2 separate regions of the Homo sapiens genome follow, and region 1 is linked to region 2. The links are chromatin contacts, found by Hi-C or POLR2A ChIA-PET in ENCODE. All regions are on one chromosome and are shown on one strand. The core of a region is the stretch at or near the end of the contact, and the rest is flanking DNA. Distances in the headings are between cores, read along the strand shown. Region 1 holds the start of CT66 (cancer/testis associated transcript 66). Region 2 has its middle 79 kb from the start of CT66.

Region 1 (3,678 bases), core at 698-3,197, 79 kb before region 2:
CCCTCCCCCTTCACGGCTTCCCTCCGCCCCGAGGAGGGCGCGGGGGAGACGGCGGCCGAAAGAAGGGAGAGAGGGGAAGAAAGAGAGGAGAAAGAAAAGGGGGAAGGGGCGGAGAGAGGGGAGGAGGGACGGGGAGCGAGGGCGAGAGGCGAGGAGCCCAAGTGTGGGGCTCCCCACAGCACCGAGGGTCGGAGATGCCTGGGAGCAGCGCCGAGCAAAGTAATGGCTGAACACACAGGTCTCCTTTAGAGGAAAAAAAAATAACTCACCAAGCAAGCAATAAATCAGAATAGCGGAATGCTTTGATCAAGAGACTGGGAGGCTCCGGGGAGCCCTCCCCGCGGCCATTCTCCGCCGCGCCCCCCGCCCCCCGAAAACGCCCGCGCCCCCCTCAACTCGATCCAAAATCGGGTCCGAAAAAGGTCGCGGGAAAAGTGGGGGCAATGAACTTCACCCGCCCCTCGCGCAGGAAAACACCCCCGCCGCCTCTCACACACGCCTCGGAGAAAACTCACTCCCAGGCTCCCAAATTTTTAAGAAATGCAGCCAGGGGAGGCCGGGGCTCCGGAGCGACCCAAGAGGGGCGAGACCCCCCAGAGAGGGGAGCATAATAATGCAATCATTAGCGGAAGAGAGGGCGAAACTGCGAGCGGCGGAGGAGAAGGGAGGCGGAGGAAGGGAAGGAGGATGCTGCTGGAGCAGTTGTGGGGTTTGCTTTTCGGTCTTCGAGGGGGGAGGAGAGGGAGATGAAAGAAGAGAAGAAGCAAACCCTGTCGCTGCCACCCGCCCCCCTCCTCACAAAAATATTTTTTCCAGTCCCAGAGAAGAGGTCACCCTTCCTCAAAAAAGGGAGGGGGTGAGTCAGTCAGTCGATGAGGAAAGCAGAAAGAAATCTCCAGCGGGAGAGACACCGGTGTGCCGCCGCCGCCGCCGCCGCTTCTCTCGCCGCCCCGCCTGAGGGAGAAGCGCAGCCGGGAACGCTGCTCTCGCCGCCGCCGCTAACGCTGCTGCTGCTGCCGCCGCCGCCGCCGAGAAAGCCCCGAGCCGGAGGGTGCACGGCGTGTCCCCGGGCGGCTGCAGCGGGAGCCCGGGCACTGCCCCATCCTCCGCCCGCCCGCCTGCCTCGCGCAGCTCCCGCTCCTCCCCCTCCGCGGCCAGCCCACCGCCGCCGCCGCCGCCGCCGCCCGCCTCAGCCCAACCCCGCGCCCGCCCGCTCGCTCGCTCGCTCGCTCGCTCGTTCGTGCTTTCGCTCGCTCGCTCGAGTGCGCGCGCTCCCGCGCACCCGCCCTCCCCGCGCCTCTCTCGGCGCGCGCTCCCGCCCCCGCGGCCCCGGCCGGCGGGATCACGTGGACGGCTGGGCTCCCTCCTCCCCCGCCCCCTCCCCAGTTGTAGAGTGTGTAGAAAGCAAAAGGCTGGGGGCTGGCCGCGCTCGCGAGCCCAGGGCATGCGCGCTGGGGCGGCCGGGCCTGCGCACTGGGGGCGGTGGGGAGCTGTGAGGGGGGCGGGGGCGGGGGCGTGGAGGGGGCGCCCGCGTGGGGTCGGCCGCGGCCGGGCAGAGTTGGCGCGCCAGGGCGTGGAAGCCGCCGGAGGATCCCGCCTGTCGCAGCGGGGACGCGTGTGGGCCCCTGCTCCCAGGCCACTTCGCGCGCGCGCCCCCCACATCCTCCTCGGGACACTTGTCCCTGGATCCTCTACCCCTGGCCGGCCCGAGGCCGCCTTCTCGGGAAGCCCCACCAGCCCCCAAGGGTGTTTTCCCTTGGCTACCTGCGCTGCGAGGAGAGAAGGGAATTCAGAGAAGGGGTACAAGGGGGGCGTCCCTGGGAGGGGGCGCGACTGGAGGAGACAGAACGGGGAGCGGGTGCCAAAGCGCGGGCCTTTGCTCCGCCTGGGCGCAGTGGGAGCACCAACTGGCAGAGTTGGAAACTTTTCCTCCACGTGGCACCACAGTGCGTGGACGAGCGACCCCGCGCCCGGATGACCCCTGGGATTCCCGCCTCGTCTTCCAGCGGGGGACCTAGGGACGCACGGGCGGCTTCAGATCCGGGAGCGCGAGGCCTAACAGCCGGGGGCCGAACTTGAACCTCGGAGGCGGCCGCGGGCGAGGGGCGGGGCCGAAGGGGCCGGGACCGCCGCCCCAGCTCGAGGACCCGTTAGACCGGCAAACCGCAGTCCCTGCCCCGCGGGCTTCCTTTACTTTTTGGGAGTGGGGGGCGGTTTCCCTGCTTTTTCCACCACAGCCCCTCCTCCCGCCGCAATGTGGCTGATGCTCATAAAAAGTTGTATTAAAGAGCTGACTGCAGCCGAGAATCGATCAACAAAAGCGACCAGCCTCTCTGGGTAAAATAGCTGTGCGTTTTTCAGGGCACTGGAATTGATCTATACGGATCAGAAAGACCGACAGCCCGCTCTCAGCAGCCTCTTGGATACGCTTCACTTTCTGTCCAGGCACATAAACACCACGGCACCAACCCTTCGTCCTCCCTAGTAGCCCATACTTGTGGAGGAAGAAAAGGAAAATAAACTGGCATGTATTAATTACAATGGGCCAGGCACCGTGCTAGAGCGCTGTGTATATGATTTCACCTCTTTAGAATACAAATGTGCACATTTTATTAGTATTACTGGAAGGAGGGTGGTAGAGAAAACAGTAAGGACGTGTTTTCTCTCACAATCTGACACATCTATGATTGAGTGATTGATTGTTTTTCATTTAACAATTATTAGGCCTTACCAGGCTTAGCAGGCACAGTTGTAGGTGCTGGGAATACAGCGTTGTACAAAACAGAAAAGATACTGCTTCTTGACGTTCTAGCAGGCAAGCCTCTCTCGTCTTATAATTCCTAATAACAATTTAATAGCTTGTCTTTCTCTTGTTTTAGGTCACACTCCTTCAGCTTCCCCGTTTCTGAATCCCAGGTCTGGATCTTTATGAAATCAGATGGAGAGATGGGGTTGGGGGGACGGGGGGGTCAAGTTGCCAGGAACAGAAAGGAACATCCACCCGACTGTGACAGATGAGCTTTATGCCAGTCCAGGAAACAAAACATTTGACCTTAGGCAAGACTTTTTTAAATGACTAGTTTTTTCATCTGTAAATCAAAGAGGTTCAATTAAATGTTCAAAATGTTCCTTTTCAGGTCTATCCACGGCCTTCTCAACAGATGACTTCAAGTTGATTTCGTGCTTTATTTCTTAAGAATAGTGACTAACCTAAGGGATCTGATTCAATTTATTAGGAACACAGTGCCACCTTCCAAAATTACTTACCTAAGAGGACTGAGCCTGCTGTCCCTGGAGCAGTTAGCTAAAACAGTGCCTCAGTACGGAGCGTACCTGTGTTAACTTCTAGAGTGCTGTTTCCGGCAGCTGCTGAAATCCACGCTGAGGTTATCAAGCTCATCCTACAAAATAAAGCAAGTTCTTCGCAATTTAAAGCAAAAATCTGGGCTTATTTTTAGGGTTTTGGGGGATGTGAAAGTTGTCTTAGATAAGATTCCAGGAAAGCTAAGAACTAACGATGCAATTACAGTCACCTTTCAACAACTTTGGGGATTGGGTTGAGGAAGGTGTGAAATTGGGAAATATAATAAAAGGTATTATATTAGTGACTTTCTAGAGTAGCCCTTGGCAGTCCTGTCTTTAAAGAGTAATAACTGGAAAAAAAAATGAATGATAATA
Region 2 (3,748 bases), core at 536-3,035:
TAGCATGAAAAAATAGAAATACCTAAGTAAATAGAATGATATCCCTTGTTCCTGGATTGAAGATAATATTGGTAAGGTGGTAACATTCCCAAATTGATCAATAGCTTCAATGCATATCTGTCATATCCAGGCTACCTTTTTGTAGAAATTGTCAAGCTGATCCTATAATTCAAATGAAAATGCAAGGGACCACAATGGCCAAAGCAATGTTGAAGAACACACTTGGAGGACTCATGCTTCCTTTCAAAACTTACTAAATAGCTACAGTGTTCAAAGTACTCTGATACTGGCATAAGGATAGACATATAGATCAATGGAATAAAATTTAGAGTCCAGAAATAAACCTTTACATGTATGGTCAATTGATTTTTGACAAGATGCCAAGACAATTTAGGAGAAAAAAATAGTCTTTTCAACAAACAGTTGGGACAACTGGATATCTACATGCAAATGAATGAAGTTGGACCCCTTCTTCACACTGTGTGCCAAAATTAACTCACAATGGACCATAGACTTAAATGCAAGGGTTAAAACTATACTCGTAGAAGATAACAAAAGAGTAAATTTTCATGACATTGGGCTGGTGCAAAGTTTTTTAGATATGACACCAAAAGTACAAGTAACAACAGAAAAAAAATAGATAAACTGAACTTCAAATTTCAAAACTTTTGTGATTTTTTTTTCCTTTTTTTAATTTGAGATGGGTTCTGCTATCACCCAGGCTGGAGTCCAGTGGTGCAATCACAGCTCACTACAGCCTTGAACTCTTGAGCTCAAGTGATTCTCCTGCCTCAGCCTCTTGAGTTGCTAGGACTACAGATATGTGCCACCATGCTTGACTAATTTTTGTATTTTTTGTAGAGATGGGCTCTCACTTCTTGAACTCCTGGCATCAAGTCATCCTCCTGCCTTGGCATCCCAAAATGCTGGGATTATAGGCATGAGTCACTGCACCCAGCCAAAACTTTTATGCTTTAAAGAACACTATTGACTGTATGTGGTAACTCATGCCTGTAATCCCAGCACTTTGGGAGGTCAAGGCAGGAGAATCACTTGAGGCCAGGAGTTTGAGACCAGCCTGGGCAACATAGTAAGACCCCATCTCTTAAAAAAAATCAGCTGGGCATGGTGGTGCATACCTGTTGTCCCAGCTACTCAGGAGGCTGAGATGGGAGGATGGCTTGAGCCTAGGAGTTTATAGAGGCTGCAGTGATCTATAATGGTGCCACTGCACTCCAGCCTGAGTGACAGGCAGAGATCCTGTCTCTTAAAAAAAAAAAAATGATGGGGCATTTCCAGCTTCTGGATGTCTGTTATTTGAATTCCAGGCATTTTCTAGCTTCTTTGGTGGCAGCAGTAGCCGTAGTAGCATTGACAGCAACAGCACAGAAGCCCCTAGAATAGTGACAAATTCCCTGCAGTGTCATCTGCCTTCTAAGCGGAACTGCCCCAGGAAAATAAAGGGGAAGCTCCCACTGGTTAATAGAACCTCTGATGCCCATTTATAAGTGTAATTTTGCAACGTCCTTGGTGGCTTGCAAAGGCTCTCCCTAAATTTCCTTTCAACAGTGCACTTTCCCTTTTTCTTAGATGTGTACGAAAAGGACCAGGCTGCCTGAGAATGCTTTCCAGGTCAGATAGTTGGCTGCCTCTTCCCTTTAGCTAAATAAAGGACACCATCTTCAAAGGACGAGAAGACGAGTCCATCTGGTCTCTCTGATTGCACCAGCCAGGGGAGTTCCAGCCAAGTCCCAAGCTTTAGCTATCTGGACAGTCAGCTCATACCACCCAGAATCTACATCTGGCTGCCAAATGCACCTTGCTCTGGCCACCCACATACACTGGATCCAATGAGCAACCGGCTCAGCATTCTCCTGGCTGAACAAAGAGGGTGCTTGCCACAAGCAGGGCTATTGTTCAACTGGCATTACCATCAAAGGCCCTGGCCAGCTCCCCTTTGTCTGTCAGTTGCTATTCAGAAGGAAAAGAGAAGAAAAGCAAATCAATAGGTTTCTTGGAGAGAATCGCCTGTGGACGTGGGACATTCACTGTAGCACCGAGCTAACGTGATTCTAATAACAACTTGTAAAGCTATTTAACATGGAGAACCTTGCCAATACATATTCCAAAATGTCACGGCGCCTGGTTATAACGGGCAGGCTGTTTCCCAGATTTAGAGAGTTGAGTCATCTCTGCCTGCTTATATGTAACAAGGTCTGTGCAAGGTGTTTGGCGGCCGGTTATTATATGGATGCTAACCTTTCAACCCTATATTGGCATTAAAGACATGTCATCTTGTTTTCAGGCGTACTGCAAGAGCCTTTTCCCAGAAGGTCAGATTTTTTTTTCACCTGGCCCCAGGCCCGTCTCATGCCACCAATAGAAATAGGCTCTCGACACCTTCATATACATCACAACTTTTTTTTTTTTCTGAATCATTCACCTGCACTGGTTTATAGGTCCTGGCAGTTAGGAGCATTTGGGTCTTTTTGTTGGGTCAAAATGTTGTTTGTATTATGAAATATTTCTAACATGTAGAAAAAGAACAGATAGTTAATATAATGAATACATGGTTTCCAACCCTGGGCTTAAAACAACAGCAGCAATGGCCAGGCGCGGTGGCTCACACCTGTAATCGCAGCACTTTGAGAGGCTGAGGTGGGCAGATCACCTGAGGTCAGGAGTTTGAGACAAGCCTGATCAACATGTTGAAACCCCATCTCTACTAAAAATACAAAAATTAGCCGGGCATGGTGGCACGTGCCTGTAATCCAAGCTACTCGGGAAGCTGAGGCAGGAGAATTGCTTGAATCCGGAAGGTGGAGGTTGCACTGAGCCCAGATTGTGCCACTGTACTCCAGCCTGGGCGACAGAGTGAGACTACGTCTCAAACAAACAAACAGACAAACAAACAAAAACAGCAGCAGCAACAAATACTCACAATGGGCTGGGTGTGGTGGCTCATGCTTGTAATCCCAGCACTTTGGGAGGTCGAAGCAGGAGGATCACTAGAGCCCAGAAGTTCAAGATCAGCCTGGCCAACATAGCAAGACCCTGTCTCTATAAAATAAATAAAAAATACTCCCCACCTCCAGTTACTAATAATGTCCTGTGTGCCCTTTTTGAATGCAGTTCTTCCTCCCCATCCCTTAGGGATCACCACTCTGCCCAGTGTCTGTCATATGTATAAATGTTTGTGTACTTTCCTCTTTTTTCTTTTTTTTTTGAGACAGAGTCTCACTCTGTTACTCAGGCTGGAGTGCAGTGGTGCCATCTCGGCTCACTGCGGCCTCCACCTCCCGGGTTCAAGTGATTCTTGAGCCTCAGCCTCCTGAGTAGCTGGGATTACAGATGTGCACCACCACGTCCGGCTAATTTTTTAATCTTTTTTGGTAGAGACGGAGTTTTGCCATGTTGGGCAAGCTGGTCTGGAACTCCGGACCTCAGGTGATCCACCTGCCTCAGCCTCCCAAAGTGCTGGGATTACAGGCGTGAGCCACTGTGCCCAGCCACGTTTGTGTACTTTTACAATGTGGAGCCACACACAACCCTCAGTTTATATGTTTTAAAATTTCATGTGAATGACATTAGACTATGTAGACTTCTGCAAGTAGCAACATCATGGTTTGGGGTTGTCCTGGTTGACGTGTGGAATCATGGTTCCTCTGTTCACACTGATGCATGGTGTTCCCTGGTCTGAATACACCGCGATCCAGTACCCACTCTTTGGTTTCTCACTGTTACAAAC

What was found. Hi-C counts contacts between places; a loop is a spot of excess contacts on that map. ChIA-PET counts read pairs that join two places held with the same protein, here RNA polymerase II (POLR2A). Pooled maps may share reads with other maps.
Region 1: a loop to region 2 is called in a map of gastrocnemius medialis, with 3 times the contacts of the local background. The contact joins the promoter of CT66 here to the enhancer-like site in region 2. A Hi-C loop is called at or near these places in 4 of 168 maps with a recorded cell type or tissue (endothelial cell of hepatic sinusoid, gastrocnemius medialis, posterior cingulate gyrus and 1 more) and 5 of 50 pooled maps. POLR2A ChIA-PET finds 5 or more read pairs at or near these places in 1 of 52 experiments (Panc1).

Annotation. Positions count from the first base shown.
Region 1 is chr7:69,595,893-69,599,570 of GRCh38, reverse strand. It overlaps CT66 (cancer/testis associated transcript 66), which reads left to right and starts at 1,947. Exons shown (of 3, transcript NR_148927.1): 1 at 1,947-2,524; 2 at 2,880-2,916; 3 at 3,138-3,678. AUTS2 (activator of transcription and developmental regulator AUTS2) reads right to left here and starts at 1,096. Exons shown (of 19, transcript NM_015570.4): 1 at 1-1,096. RefSeq lists enhancers at 617-666, 1,847-1,926 and silencers at 1,017-1,096, 1,117-1,536.
Region 2 is chr7:69,516,613-69,520,360 of GRCh38, reverse strand. No RefSeq gene overlaps it. Among named protein-coding and RNA genes, the nearest start is that of CT66, 79 kb to the left of the region's middle. RefSeq lists an enhancer at 1,704-2,323. Within about 2 kb of position 1,785, at least 2 of the 41 ENCODE cell types and tissues checked have a DNase peak (open chromatin) inside an H3K27ac peak, as active enhancers do; they include gastrocnemius medialis and psoas muscle, where a contact is called at or near this core.